2 separate regions of the Homo sapiens genome follow, and region 1 is linked to region 2. A link is a loop called in an ENCODE intact Hi-C map of the cell type or tissue named here. Cell type or tissue: IMR-90. All regions are shown on one strand. Region 1 overlaps SUCLG1 (succinate-CoA ligase GDP/ADP-forming subunit alpha). Region 2 overlaps LOC107985905 (a long non-coding RNA gene).

Region 1 (8,000 bases), 110 kb before region 2:
CCATTCTAGGCTCAACAAAGTCTTGATCCTTTCTAGTGCAACAATATTCCCACTTTTTGGGGAACAGGGGAGTGGAATCAAATACAAATTAATGCCACTCAAACATGAGATTCTCATATTCTATGTAGATCTTATGAGTGAATGAGTAAATAATTTGTGGAGTCTTTTCTTTTTAATTCTATACCATAGGTACTACAGTAGGTGCCAGGCATACCGAAGTTAGTGAAAATATAACCTCTGTGTTCAGGGAATTCATAGTTTAGTAGAAGAACACACGGGGAATAGGTTATAGCCAGTGTGCTGAATTTAATAGTAGAAGGGTGTAAAAGGCACAACAGGGTCACTGATGAGATGATCACCTATGAGGGCATTTGTGGGGAGGGTGGGAGGGAGAGATAGAAAAGGCTTATGGGGAAGAGGAAGCTAGAGTCAGATCTTAAAAGTTAAGTAGGAGTTTGCCAAGCATCCAAGGAGGGTGGAGAGCATTCTCAGCAAAGGCACAGAGCTAGAGCATTCTGGGGTTACTGGAAGATAAGGAGAAAGGGAGGAAAGGTGGCAGATGAGGCAGGAGTAAGCAGTGTCTGACCATGTAGCTCCTTGCATGCTGCATCTTAGTGGGAATCAGGGCAGTCAGTCGAACCAGAGTAGCAGTCATTCACTGCCATGTACTACTCACAGTGCAAAGAAAAAAAAAGCCAGTTTCACTTATGAGTGTCCTTGATGAAGCAATGCAAATTATTAATTTTATTAAATTATGACCCTGGAGTCAGTATTTTGTGATAAAATGGGAAGTAAAGCATTGTCACAATTGAGTTGTGAGCTGAACTAGCTGCCCTTTTCATGGGACACCAATTTTACTTGAAAGAATGACTGGCAGACGAACTGGTAATTCAGACAGATCTCTTCTCAATAATGAACAAAGTAAACCTGCTGTGTCAAGGGAAACAGTTGATAGTATTTGTTGCTAATAATAACATTTGAACTTTCAAGTGAATATTTAAAATTTTAGAAAATTTGCATCTGCAACTGTGAGCTTGACAGCTTCCTCCTACCTAGAGGCTTTTCTAATGAGCTTGATGGTGATACTGATAACTGATTTGTTGTTATTAAATGATGAAACATGTCAGCATTTGGAAGATCTGCATAACTCAGTGAACCCATACATATTTCCTAACTGAGGAATGCATGTTACAAAATCACTGTGGTTAAAAGATCACTCAAAGTGCAAGACAGATTAATGAGTTTTAAATTAACAAGGGACAGAAAGTTCACTGCTATGGTTTCAGATTCCAACATTGCACCTAACCTGTAAGAAATTACCACTTGAGAGATTTGGTTAGTATCAAAGAAGAATACTCCCAATTATCTGTAAGGCAGTCATTTAAAATACTTCTGCCTTTTCCAGTTACATATCTGTGTGAGGCTGGATTTTCCTTTTATACTTCAGCTTAAATAACACACTACAACAGATTGAATGCAAAAGCATTTATCAGAATCCATTTGTCTTTCATTAAGTTAAACATTCAAGAGTTGAAAATATAAGTGGTAAAATAACGCAACTCTTCTCACTAGAATGGTTTTTAAAGTGTTAAAATGTTATTTTTAAGTGAATTAACAAATATTTATAAAATTTGTTTTAATTTCTAATATACTAAATATCATTAGATATAATACATATCAACAAAAGCTCTTTGAGATCGTCAATAATTCTTTTAAGTATAAGGGATCCCTAGACCAAATGATCTGAGAACTGCTGGTCTAGGGGAAGATGATGGTACCTAAGTGAAAGCTCTCAGGTTCCACTTGTGCTCAAGTTCTGCCTTTTCAGTCCTCTCTGTTTTACCTGGTTCCTTATTATCTCTGGACTTCTGTTATGAACATGATATTACCATTAATTATGAAACTTAATCATATATTCATATATTAGTTTATGGTATCTTTTTTTTTTTAAGACAGAGTCTTGCTCTGTCGCCAGGCTGGAGTGCGGTGGCATGATCTCAGCTCACTGCAACCTCCGCCTCCCGGGTTCAAGCGATTCTCCTGCCTCAGCCTCCCGAGTAGCTGGGACTACAGGCGCGAGCCACCATGCCCAGCTAATTTTTGTATTTTTAGTAGAGATGGGGTTTCACCATGTTGGCCAGGATGGTCTCGATCTCTTGACCTCGTGATCTGCCCGCCTCGGCCTCCCAAAATGCTGGGATTACAGGCCTGAGCCACCATGCCTGGCCTATGGTATCTCTTAATGGATTGAGGTATATACATATTTTATATTATTTCTTCAACTACTTTGCATGTCTAGAGTACAGACATTTTTATATTTTCTTTTTTTTTTTTTTTAAACCTCAGAATCTAGTATATAGAGATTGTACATTAGAATGGATTTTTGCTGAATAAAACCAATTCTGATCTTCCCTCTTAGACACAGAATTCCAGAGTGGAAAGGGCTTTTGGGCATCAATCCAGTTTGGCCATTTCATTTCATAGATGAGGAAGCAGAAGTCTGGTTCTCAAGAAGCCTTGTCCAAGGTCGTGCAGCTTTTGTTACTAGAAAATTAAGTCCTAGGTCCTTTCCAGTATACTTCCCACCTCATCTTTTTCTTTTAGCACATTTATTAAGGGTGAACTAATAATGAATTAAGGCATAATATTAGGTTGAAGTAAAGCAACCCAGTCTTGTGTCTTAAATTATTATTATCGCAAATCATATTTTCCAGTATGCTCTTTTACTTTTCAAATGATAGCGTCATGTGTATTTGTGAAGTGGAAGTTTTATATTGAACAGATACGGACATTGGCACAGTGTTGTATTCCTGAGTTTGTATGGAAAGTTAACTCAAAGGAGAATGCAGTGGTTTCAATCATGGTTTAATATTTGTGTTGGTTTTCCTAAGATGAATGGTGGGCTTTCCCCTGCCCAAGCCATTTACCATTTACCAGCAGAGTCATGAATTTGAGGTCCCGTTTTGATTGACTTCTTCATTAGAGCATTTAAAATATTACTTTCTTTCTAGGGTCCAAATTCCAAGCCTGTAGTGTCCTTCATTGCTGGTTTAACTGCTCCTCCTGGGAGAAGAATGGGTCATGCCGGGGCAATTATTGCTGGAGGAAAAGGTGGAGCTAAAGAGAAGATCTCTGCCCTTCAGAGTGCAGGAGTTGTGGTCAGTATGTCTCCTGCACAGCTGGGAACCACGATCTACAAGGTGAGCTCCAACAGTGGCCCAGGTGCTCTGAGGTTGCAGGCTTTCTCTGTGTGTGGCCACACTGGATACCTGGAAATCATGGCCTTTGCTTCTGGGACTTAATTGGTTTTCTGATGTGCAGCTTAATAGTTTGTATCAACTCTATTGATGTCCTAGTGCCCTAATTAGGCATGACCAGGAATAATGTTCTTATTTTAAAGCTTTCTTCTTTAAACATTGGGATTTTTATTTTTGTAAGTGGCAAGATACAACATACACAAAAAGCATCTTGAAGATCGTAAGTGTCATGATTTCCATTTTGAGAGTTTGGAAGGTAGCTGTGCAGAGAACTGCTTTATGTTTTGTTACTTGTTTTTTCCTTTGGGATATAGCCACCCTGACCCCATGGGTTTCTGTTTCTAGGGAGAGGAGGTTGGAGGCTGAGTAACAAGAAATGGAAATTGGATGAAGAAGGAGTTTGGGTGGAGGGAGATCTAAAGAGGATGGGGAGATTGGCCCTGGCTATGTTGTGATACCATTGTTAACCATTTTTTTGGTTTGTTTTTGGTTTTTTGTTTGTTTGTTTTGCTTTTCCTTTTTTAATAGGACATTATGGGTTTAAATATTCTAAGTAATTTGATGTCTTTTGTAATCTCTTTGCACTGATTTTCAGCTTGTCTCTTTGAGTGATCATTTAAGGCTCTCTCTCCCTCATTATTTTTATGATGGTATACCCCTGCCACACACACACAAAAAGCAAAAAACAACAAAAAATCTCCTCTTAAGCATGCTGAAAATAGGTACCAGTTGGTTTCCTAGAAGGGAACAGCATTCAGAGAGAATTTCAAAATCCTGATTTGGTGGTCTTCTTTGCCCTTGTCTTAGAGATAAATAAAGTGGACTCCTTTTTTTATTGATCTTTGCATGATCCTGCTCTTGGAATATAACACTATGTGCCAAAGTGTTTGAAAGAAATCTAGGTGCTTAGTGAGAGTGAGAAATAATTTTATTTGAAGGTGGGGTAAGGAGAAAAGCAAATGCTTAAATTCACATTGGAGATGTGTGTTACCATTTTCTTCCAGTAAGTGGCAGCAGGGATCTACACATTTTATCCTAATTGTTACAATCTAGAAAAATATGATTTTTGGTATTGTTTCCTTAAACACTACTTTGCTTAAGATATTTGTTTGTTTCAGGTATTTCTAAGGTTCTTGACATTTTGTTCAAATCCTTGTAACAATCTGTCTTTAGCTTTATTCTCTGAGAAACTGAGCAAACCTGTTTCCATTGCCTTCTTAGAAGGGTTCATGTATATAGCACTACAGAAGCATAATGAAGTTTCTCAGCTCCCAAAATTATTGTTATTATACTGCTGTGAAAAAATAAATATTATTCAAAACCTCCCTCTCTGCTTCTGGATTTAGGAAATGTAAAGTTGAAGCTCTGCATCTGTTTCGTGAAATTCAGGCTGACACAGACTGATTTTGAAAGCTGTTATTCTGTGTTCAAACACCCTCATCCTGGTACATTTTTCTTCTGTAATTTGATTGTTCAGGGGATCCTAAAGATAATAGGTTTCAAAATCATTTTGATCCTAAATGTGATTTGGATCTTTTATCTTTATTCATTCCATCTCTCTTCTCTCTCTCTTCTGTTTCTGAAGGAATTTGAAAAGAGGAAGATGCTATGAAAGAAAAAAAAAATTCCTAAAACTGTGGAATGGATCACGTAGACATGTAACCCAGCAGCAGTTTGCTTCTGTTGTCCACTGATTAATCAGCCTATGTGCCTGACACTGGTCTTGCAGTACAACTGGAAGCCAAAACAAGGTGGAAGATGTCCTGAATTAAGATGTTTTCACCACATTGTATTACAGAGACAGCCAATAAATCTACTATTTGATTTCAATATGGTTTTGGAGGCTTATTATTGTTCCAGTGTGAAGGATGAGGAGAGTGGGAGAAATGGAGGTGTATTTATGTGTGTGTATGTTTTAATATGTTCTTTTTGTTTGTTTGTTTGTTTGTTTGTTTTTCTTGGAGACAGAGTCTTGTTCTGTCACCCAGGCTGGAGTGCAGTAGTGTGATCTTGGCTCACTGCAACCTCCGCTTCCCGGGGTTCAAACAGTTCTCTCTGCCTCAGCTTCCCGAGTAGCCGGGATTACAGGCACCTGCCGCCACACCCGGCTAATATATTTTTTTTGTATTTTTAGTAGAGACGGGGTTTCACCAAGTTGGCCAGGCTGGTCTTGAACTCCTGACCTTGTGATCCACCTGCCTCGGCCTCCCAAGGTGCTGGGATTACAGGCATGAGGCACCGCGCTGGGCCTTTAATGGGTTCTTTAGAGAACATTGTAACCGAAACCTCTGGGAGAATGAGGCTGTAACAGTGTCAACGTGACATTTGTCTATCTTAGACATAGAATGACTTCAGGTATCTTTTGAATTATAGTTTTCTAATGTATGTATATATCTCCATCATGCAGGGTAGTTCAAAGGGTTGGAGATAATGTGTGAAGTCCCTGGCATGTAATAAGGCAACTTAATTGTCATCAGTGCCTCTATCATCACTACCATCCCCACCACACCATCATCATTATCATCATCAGGATTAGAGGCAGAAGCTCATTTATATTTCAGTTTCTGCCTCATTGGGAAATGGAGAATCTTCACCAATGCCATGCTTTTCTGTGGTTCTGCAGAGGGCCCATCCAGAGCCCACATTCTTTGAGGTTTAAGACATTTCACTGCAAGAAAACTGGAAAGCTGTTAGCCATCCTGTTTTGTGTTTAAAAGAACTTCTTAACAAGAAGTAATCCCAGTGGGTAATTCCCACTAAACAAGACAGAGGTGGTGCCTGTCATCAGGAACTTACATTCTGGAACAAAATATTATCAGATAGTGTAACTGTCCTGAAGGAAACAAGTAAGAGCTTCAAAAAAAAAAAATAATATTAGGGAGAAGCCCCTGAAGAAACGCAGACGGGAATTCTCCCTGGGGAGGGGATGTGAGTTGGGACCTGAGGACTGAGAAGGTACCAGCCATGCAAAAAGGGAGTGTGAACACTCAGGTAAGGGAACAGCCTGTGCAAAGTCAGGGAGGGGGAAGGGCTCATTTTGAGGAGGTGAAGGAATACTGGGGGATTTGAGATGGGTTTGGGGAGGTTTGATGGGCCTGAGGAACTGTGTTTTGGGAGCTCGCATGGCCATGCCCAGGCTGCTGCTGAGAACACAAAAAGCAGGTGTTAAGTGTCACAGACCAAGGAATTCTGCCCAGACCAAGGGACACATGGTGATTGACTTTCAGATCAAGTAGACTTTAGTTTCTGCTTGTTTCCTCAGCTTGAAAATGTGGATAATGGCTTCCATGCCAGAGGGTACCTGGGTATACGTTATGTGGTGTGTGAGGGTGCTCATCACAGGGCAGGCTTGGCTAGGGCTTGGCATTTCTCCATAAACTTGAGTGTACTCTGCTCTTGTGCTTAGGACATCCAGGGTGACACTACTGGCCCAGGAAGGAAGGCATTTCCTCTTTCCTCTAAACCAAGGACCCTATAGGGAAAATGTCTTAGTTGAACTCAATGGGGTTTTGTGACAGGGACACAACTCAGATGATAGGTAGGTGACCTGTCTTAGCTCAGACTGCTATAACAAAATACCATAAACCAGATGGCTTAAACGTTTATTTCTCACAGTTCCAGAGGCTGGGAAGTCCACTATCAAGGTCCAGCAGGGTTGGGTTCTTGGTAAGGGTCTCACCCTGGTCTACAGACAGCAATGTTGTATCCTCACAAGGTGGAAAGAGCTAGCTAGCTTGCTGGTCATTTATAAGGGCATTAATCCCATTCAGGAGGGCTCCACCCTCATGACAATTACATCCTAAAAGCCCCACCTCACAATACCATCACATTCTGATTAGGGTTTCAACACGCAAATTTGGGGGACATAAACATTCAGTCCACTGCACGACCCTAACAGAAGGTATCCTTTTCAGGGTCCACCCTGACCCAGGACTGCTCTGGGATTGCCTCAGCACCCTGCCCTGTCCTCTGAGCATGTGTCCCAAGACTACATCTCTCTTTTCACTCCTCTGCTCCTGTTGCCTAAACCAGGGAGCTCAGTGTCCCCATGACTCTTTCATCTTCTTCCACCACCACCTCCATTTTCCCATTCCCTTTCATCTTCCTTTTCCCACCCACCCTCTCCACTCCTCCTAGGATCCTGTGAGTCCACCTTCTCCTAACCACCTCTCTCACCTCTCTTCCCTCCTACAACACCATCACTACCTCTGATCTGAGAGCTCAGACAGCAGTGGTTGGAATTTTAGGTTGTGGTGTTTCCTATTTCAGTTTTATTAACAAAAAAGTGAAAGGGCTACTCACAACTCCAGTAAATTTGAAAAACTTTGGTTATGCAAACTTTAAGACATTTACAAAAGAATTGTGATAGCATAATGTACTCCCATGTACCCATCACCTAGCTTTGAAAATTATCAACATTCTACCATTATTGTATGATCGGTAAGTAATCTCCAATCCACGTCCCATAGCAGTGATGTTGTTAAAAGAGTTCTTTTGTTAAGGTAAATTTTACATACTTTGAAATGCATAAATCTCAGCCATATACATTAGAGAAATGGATGAACCCATGTAACAACATCTTCCTCGTAATATAGACCATTTCATTATCTCAGAAAGTTCCATCATATCCTACCTAATTGCATCCTCTCTATAGGTTACCTGTATTCTTTTTCACCTGAAATTAGTTTTGTCTGTTTTAGAAATATATATGAAGGGAATCATATAGTATGTCGTCTTTTAGAT
Region 2 (8,000 bases):
CACTTAGGGCCAGGCGCGGTGGCTCACGCCTGTAATCCTAGCACTTTGGGAGGCCGAGGTGGGTGGATCGTCTGAAGTCAGGAGTTTGAGACCAGGCTGGCCAACATGGTGAAACCCCGTCTCTACTAAAAATACAAAAAAAAATTAGCTGGGCTTGGTGGCAGGTGCCTGTAATCCCAGCTACTAGGGAGGCTGAGGCAGGAGAATTGCTTGAACCCAGGAGGCGGAGGTTGCAGTGGGCTGAGATTGCACCATTGAACTCAAGCCTGGGTAACGAGAGCGAAGACTTCGTCTCAGAAAAAAAAAAAAAAAAGTACACATTTCTTCTGAGCTCTGGTTGCCAGGTGTCTGTATCAAACATTGAAAACCACTTTTGAGGCCAGGCATGGTGGCTCACGCTTGTAATCCCAGCACTTTGGGAGGCTGAGGCAGGTGGATCATGAGGTCAGGAGTTTGAGACCAGCCTGGCCAAGATGGTGAAACCCCATCTCTACTAGAAATGCAAAAAATTGGCCGGGCATGGTGGCACATGCCTATAGTCCCGGCTACTCCAGAGGCTGAGGCAGAGAATTGCTTAAAACCTGGAGGGGCAGAGGTTGCAGTGAGCTGAGATCCCACCACTGCACTCCAGCCTGGGTGACACAGCAAGACTCCGTCTCAAAAGAAAACCACTTTTGAGTATTATATTGTGAAAACATCAGACTTTGTATGTAGAATAAGTTTATATCATTTTGGCTGGTAAATATTTGTCAAGCATGTGAGGTATTTTTGTTGAAACCCTCTGGCTGGCTGATCTCTCCTTGCTACTCCTTCAGACACACCAGGGTTTAATGGCTGAAAACCTAAACACTGTGTCAAAGGCAGGTATGAAAGAAATGAGGAATTTAACCAGTCATAGCACCAAAGAGAAAAGACAGCTGAGGAGGGCTTTAGAAATCTTCCATCCAGCCTTTGTTGGACAGATGTGGAAACTGAGGCCAGAAGGGAAGTGGCAGAGTAACCTAGCTTGTGGAGGGCAGGGTCAGGCTGGGAACTAGGATGGTTGATGGCTGGTCCAGCCTAGCCTCTTTCAGGGAGCGCACGGTGAAGGGCTGCCTCTCAAGAGTTTATGTCTGTTAGGAGCAGAGAACACAAAAGTCCTGTGTTCCCTTCACCAGTCCTTTCTCCAGGCTAGAAAAATGATGATGTCAGAAGGATCTCATAAGCCCTGTGTGGAGATTTGGCATTCAGCTCCTCACTCTGCCCTAGAGAGGTTTTGTTATGCCAGACAGGGGCTCTGAACATCTCAGTCTGTCAGTGAGTGAGAAGCCTATTGGACTTGCTGGCTTCATCAGGCAAGGTGTGGAGAGATGTCAAGAGACCCCCCCCGGAGGATCCAAATCAATACTAGGCATGAAAACAAAGCTGGCTTTGACGCCCCCGAGTTAACAAAGGAAAGTTTCTTTGCTGCTTAGACAAGTTAGAACCACACAAAAATGGTTAAAAGTATTTTAGGATCTTTTCCCCCACCTCAGATAGTTTTGGCTTTGAGAAGAGATTTTTCCCATGGTGCAACTGGGCATACTTGGATCTATATGAGGAGGAAAAGTAAAATAAGGTAAATGAAGAGTTTGCCTTCTGTTGGTTGATAATCTACAAAGCTTCCACTCACCTTCTGTCCCAGCACCCAGGAGTCATATTCCTTTCTGACTGCCCACTGCTAGCAAATCAAGCCACTCTCCTGCACATCAGTCTTGATTCTGCAACTTTGCTTCCTTCACCCAAACTTATATGCACAATGTTCACACACTCCCTATTCCTTATTCCTTCAAGGCCTTGCTTGAAGTGCTTGAAGCTGGTTAACTAGCTAGATGCTGTATAAGTTTATAGTTTTGGATATAAATACTTTGCCCTCGGAGAGAGACTAATGCTCTGTGATTTTGGACAAGCCATTTAGTATCTTGGAGCTTCCATTTTTCTTATCAGTGAATAAGTGATGTTTGCTCTACCAATGCAAGAGAATTGTTGCAAGATTTAAAACCCATGTGAATTAATGAATGTAAAAAAGACCTTGGTCAAACTGTTGCATGCTTTATAATAAGTGAGATAGCATGATTAAATGCCTTAAAGAAGTCAATTTTCAAGGCTTATGTCTGGTTAAGGGGTAGAAAATTGTTGGTAGATAACCCCCCCTACTCCCAGATTCACCAGCAGAACTTACATTCCTCTGCCTGTGTCTGTTTTGCCCTACTCCTTTGTTTAACCCCTTCCTTGTCTTAGCTTTCTTCTAGAGAGGGGAAGGGGTGCCCCTGGTGACTTAACTTCTTATGCATATTACATTGAGGCAAATCTAAAATGAGCCTCTGCAGAAGGAGAACAAATGCCATCCCCTGGAGAAGGATCGGAATGCTTTGCTTTTTATTTCTTTCAGGGGTCTGAGTGTGTGCCGGATTGCATGGTCTAGGGAGGAGATGCTGAGTGCAACTTTTCCTGTTTCTCAGAATTGGTGCCTGGGGGCCCAAAAATGAGGATGAAAAGGCCCCAAATAACCCATGTTCTAAAGAGAGAAGCCAAAAAATGCACCAATTTCCCAGCTCAGCCTTCCTGGTCTGTGGCTGCCATCCCAGGTGTCATCCTCACTCTCCACCCTACCTTCTGGTTCATTGTTCATTGCTCTAAGGGATGAGAACACAAGGAGGGGAGAGAGTTATCACTACCGTGAACCTCAGGTGTGATGTGCTCCTGGAAAGAGGTGTTTCCTACTATCCCTGAAAAAAAAAAATACCGTTTGTATTTGTACCCACCCCCCACCATCGAGCTGTCAACCCCCCTCATTAAGACACTTGTACCAGGGAAAAGGAGTAATGGGAATAAAAGACAAGAGCAACTTGAGTCTTCATTTCATTGCTCACATCGCTCTGTCCTGCTGCTTTCTTCACCGAAGTACTGGGTTTCTATTCCAAACCAGCTACAATGAACAGTCTTCATTCGGAGTTGGGACTATGGTCTCAACATGGGACTACTGGGGACCCTCTAATAGCCTTGTCCTAGACACACATGACTTTGGCCACCTCAGTAGCAAGAGGGATCTGAAGGGATATGCTCGAGATCCCTGGAATCCTCAGAAATGTCTACAGGCAGGTGTCCTGGGGTCCTGCATAGAAGGGCACTGGCCAGGCCTTGAGTGAGCTCAGCGGGGCCTCTAGACTCACCTGAGATCACAGCCAGGTCGCTCTCCTGCTCTCCTGGTGCTGATTCCAGCTCCTTTCTGTTATTCTGTAGCCCTCAGGATTTGGGTGTCCTTCGGACTGTCCTGTTGGGAACCCTTCCTCACAGTCCTCACATCGACTGAGCAGACTGAGCGGGCACCACGTCTGGCTCCTTTGCTTATGCTCAGCTACTGGATTGCAGTCCCAGAAACGCCACCTTGACAAGGTTAGCCTGCAATGCGTGAGGCGAAGGAAGGCCACAAGGTGGCAGCAGAGGATTACCCACTTGCTAGTGGAGTCGGGAGGCTCTATGGGGGTGGGGAAATGGAGTTTCCTTACCACAGAGCGGGTTGGAAAGCAAGTGAACCAACATTTTAGAGGACTAAGAGATCAATAGGAACAGGTGCAGAAAGATTCCAGGAGGGTGTTGAGGTAGGGCTTGAATAGAAAGACTAATAATCATGTATTAAATGTTTATTATGAAGCTGGCAATGCTTCATAAGTGTAAGCACTTACACATTACATGATCCATTTCTTAGAACAACCCTGCAATTATTCCTATTCTACTTGTGAGAAAATAGAGGCTCAGATTAATTGAGTTACTGGCCCAAGTTCACATAGCTATTAATTGATGGAATTAGGAATAAAAACCAGGTCTGACAGACTGTAAAGCCCGGGTTTTGAACTTCTATGTTAAACAGTGCAAACATCAGGATAGACTAGTGGTTCTCAAAGCGTGGTCCTGGAACCCCCTGGGATTCGCATCACCTGGTGACTTGTTATAGTGCACATTCTTGGCCAGGCGCAGTGACTCACACTTGTGATTCCAGCATTTTGGGAGGCCGAGGTGGGCAAATGACTTGAGGTCAGGAGTTTGAGACAGGCCTGGCCAATATGGTGAAACCCCGTCTCTACTAAAAACACAAAAATTAGCTGGGCATGGTGGCACATGCCTGTAGTATCAGCTACATGGGAGGCTGAAGCAGGAGAATTGCTTGAACCCAGAAGGCAGAGGTTGTCGTGAGCTGAGATTCTGCCACTGCACTCCAGCCTGGGCAATAGAGTGAGACTCCATCTTTTAAAAAAATATATAATAATAATAAAAAAATGCAAATTCTCAAACCTACTGAATCAGAAACCCTGGGGTGGGGCTCAGCAATCTGTGTGAGTGTGTGTGTGTGCGTGTGTGTGTGTTTTAATTTTAAATATATATTTTAGTACAGGCAGGGTCTTGCTATGTTGCCCAGGCTGGTTCCCAACTCCTGGCTTGAAGTGATCCACCTCGGCCTTCGAAAGTGCTGGAATTACAGATGTGAACCACCCTTCCTGGCCCCAATCTGTGCTTTAAAAGCCCTCTGCCAGGATTCTGATGCTGCTCCAGTTTGAGAAGCACTGGGATAGATAATATTCCAGCCTGTCAAGTGCTGAGCTGTGGATTTGCCTATGAGCATTGCCTGTCATGGTGCAGTCACCTCTGATGGAGCTGGAACTGCCCCACCCTTGACATTGACATTAGGCCAGCTGCTCCCAAAGGTAAGGAAGTGGTTCACTCCAATTCTACCCCTTACCTGCTGACATTTTTCTCCCTCTTTAGCTGTAGGTGGGGGAGAACAGTCTTTGTGGAACTCAGAACTGGAAATTTTCTCTTCATTAACATGACAAACAGGCTACCTCTATCAAGGACAGCCCGGTGAGACTGGCCTGGAATTTAGAATCTCCTTATAAATAAAGTCTCAGCTTTAAGCATTAATGAAAGACGTGAGATCTTTATGGTGCCATTCATTTCTGATCTTGCCAATTTGGTAGCTAAAGAGTGACTGCTATCTTTTTCCAAGCCACTAATTATGCAACTCTGTCCTGATGTGTGCTAGTTCAGGTTCTTAGCAAAAATTGTTATTCCTGTAAAAATATAACATTTAAGACTGGAAGGAAAGACTCCATATAATTAATCTTTGTATTTTAGCTAAGAATTTTGGAGTGATTTTAAGTTGCTTCTTTGTGCTTTAAGAAACTTTTGTTTTTAACTTTGAAGTGTGTACACATTTTTCAATAAGAGAAGAAAATAATGCTGTTTTATAAGCAAGTCTTTTATTCTGTGAGATGAACCCATCAGAATGAAAGTTATGTGCCTGAAATTCCTGATGATTTGACAAGGGAAGACTGAAGCTTTTGTATAGCCATTTAAAGAAAAAGAAAACTCATTAATTTTCAGCTTATTCATTTGATATTTGTGCTTATATCCATAGGAGATAGGTGGTATTTTTTTGTTTGTTTTTTTTACTGAGGTTACAAAAGGATATTAAGAACAAGGCAATGTTTAGGAGAGCAGATTGTTTAAACGGAGTTTGAACTACCTTTGACATTCTCATGTGTATGCTAACACTGATGTGCTTATTACAAATTTTTTCTTATATATTCATTCAATTCATTCATCGGATTATAGATGGTGTCTCTCTACATTAACACCTATCTGTAGCTTTAAAATCAGACTGTGGGATATATTAGTATACCCAGTAAGCTCTAATCATTTGTGACTGTTTATTCAGACACATACAGAAATGACACATTCAGGAATCCTCTTTCTAGGGTGAATCCCAGAACACCTCTAATGGCTTGGATATCTGAGGTTGCAGATATGAAGCAACAAGATGTGTTTAAGTGATCATCTCTCACAGGATGGGCTTTTGGATACTTCAAAAATGTATGGAAGCCAAGTAGCCTTGGGGAGGTAAAGACCTCTCAAGGTGAACTCCTCATTAGCAAAGGACCCTTCTGATGTAGAGAAACCAAGACCTCTGGGTGCCCCTCAAAGGCAAGCTGGTTCTCAGACTCCATCAGATCTCAGATAAGCTTCTGAGGACAGGGGGCCACAGCAGCAGCAGTAGTGGCACATGCCAGCTGACCCCCATGGACTGAGCTGCAGAGGACCCGCCGGCCTTGCTAGAAAGGAAAGTGACTCTTCTGAAGCAGGGGGGACTGAGCAGGAGCACCACCTGGCAGAGCCCCTCCTCTACAGGGCTCCATGCAGACAGGCCTGAGAATGAAAGATGTGTATTATGCATATTATCTCATTTATACATTTGTCCCTTGCTTGTCTTCCCCATTAGAATTGTTAAAAAGGAAAAATCTCAAGTTTAAATTTATCAGAGTTTCTATGAGCAAAAAAACCCAAAAAACAACAACAAAAATGATTAGTGAAGTGAATCTGGCAGCCCCCAGAACCAGAACAGGGTCAAAGAGCTTCTGTGTGCTACATGATCAGACAGCAGCATTTATGGACAGAAAAGGGAAGTGAGGTAAAAAGAACAACTTAGTTATAGCTCAGCATTTTGTCTTACTTGAATCAGCTGACCACCTACCATTGACTGAAGTTCAGCTGTTTGTTACATGAGTATACTTCTAAATTAATTTGTTTCATTTAGCATGAATTACCACATATTGGTTTGAGCTGTTGGGCTAGGAACCCAGTGCAAATCAATGGCATGCTACAAATTTTATTTTTATTATTATTTTTAGAGATGGGGTCTCACTGTATTGCCCGGCTGGTCTCAAACTCCTGAACTCAAGTGATCCTCCCACCTGGGCCTCCCAAAGTGTTGGGATTACAGGTGTGAGCCACTGTGCCTGATTAAATTGTATTTTAATAGAATAGAAACTTCCTAAAAGCCAGACCTTGTCTGTCAACTTCAAGGTGTATCCTCAGCATCTAAAACATAGTAGACAATAAATATGCAGTGTATGAATATGTGAAGGCTCCTGTAAACTCTGAGTTTATGGTATTCATTGACACTTTCGTTAAATTATGGTATTTTTCTAATTCCAGCAATTCTTTGCTTTTCAGCAATTGCACGTAAGAACTTCAGTAACCAAAGTGCCAGTAGGTAACCCTGAAGATGATGCTGAGAAATAGTTTTCTTGACACAAAAACCCTGTGGACTCTTGACATCTAAGAACTTTAAGACAGTGGTTTTCACACTTATTTCTGCAGCAACAGAGCCCTTTCTTTTCCAGAAACCTGAGGCAGAGACCCACGATATAAACAAGACAAAAACAGAGATGCTCAGGTTCAAGCCGTGATATGTGGCTCTGAGCCTGACCTGCTCAGACCTCGCCCTCCTTCCTTTCCTCCAAGAAATCCCAGAACACTTTCCTGCAACAGTAGGATAGTGCTTCTCACCCTTGGCTGCACATTTGTCTCCTGGAAAAGCATAATTTCAGCACAGGAGATCAAGCACACAAGCTCTGGCTGTGATATATGCTAAAATAAAATGTCCAGATAGAGTTTGAAATTAACCCCATACTATGCTCTACGGAAGTCACTTCTGAATTGTATATTATCAATCCTAGCACAGCAATTCTCAATCCTAGATGCTCACTGAAGTCACCTGGCGAGCATTAACAATTACTGATGCCGGGACTAACTCTGTCCCATTCCCCCAGATTCTGATTTAATTTGTCCTCTGTGTAATCTGGGTGTCTGGGATTTTAAAGCTTTATGGGCCTCTTACAAACACTCTACCCCATGCTGGTGGGGAATAAGCAAACTACGACAGAAGCAGGCGGAGGGCATTCTGCCGTATGTTGTAGGTAGCTGTCTGTCTTCTGTTATCATTGCTATAAGTGATCCTGAGGGCAGGGAGTGTGTGTTATTCATTTCTTTATACTTTGTTTAGGACTGTCTGTTACTGCAGTCCCTCAGGAAAAGCATATGCCTTTCATTAGCTGAGTGATTGCAAGCAACTTCACCTTTCTAATCCTCAATTTCCTCATCTGCAAAATAACAAAGTAATGGTATCTACCTTGTATAGTTTA

Evidence for each region. Hi-C counts contacts between places; a loop is a spot of excess contacts. Peaks named below come from ENCODE experiments on the same cell type or tissue, not always from the same donor. Only the 100,000 strongest peaks of a DNase experiment are listed, where the experiment ranks them.
Region 1: it touches region 2 in a loop (17-fold over the local background); 9 of 110 quality-filtered maps call a loop at or near these places.

What each region holds. Positions count from the first base shown.
Region 1 is chr2:84,420,615-84,428,614 of GRCh38, reverse strand. SUCLG1 (succinate-CoA ligase GDP/ADP-forming subunit alpha) reads left to right here. Exons shown (of 9, transcript NM_003849.4): 8 at 3,012-3,200; 9 at 4,843-5,087. The coding sequence ends at 4,869. Among named protein-coding and RNA genes, the nearest start is that of SUCLG1, 35 kb to the left of the region's middle. In IMR-90, a CTCF peak has its summit at 4,261; no DNase peak of the experiment used is centred here.
Region 2 is chr2:84,310,451-84,318,450 of GRCh38, reverse strand. All of the region lies in intron 1 of LOC107985905 (a long non-coding RNA gene), which reads left to right. Among named protein-coding and RNA genes, the nearest start is that of SUCLG1, 140 kb to the left of the region's middle. In IMR-90, a CTCF peak has its summit at 3,451 (motif pointing right); a DNase peak (open chromatin) is centred at 3,460; H3K27me3 peaks cover 487 bases.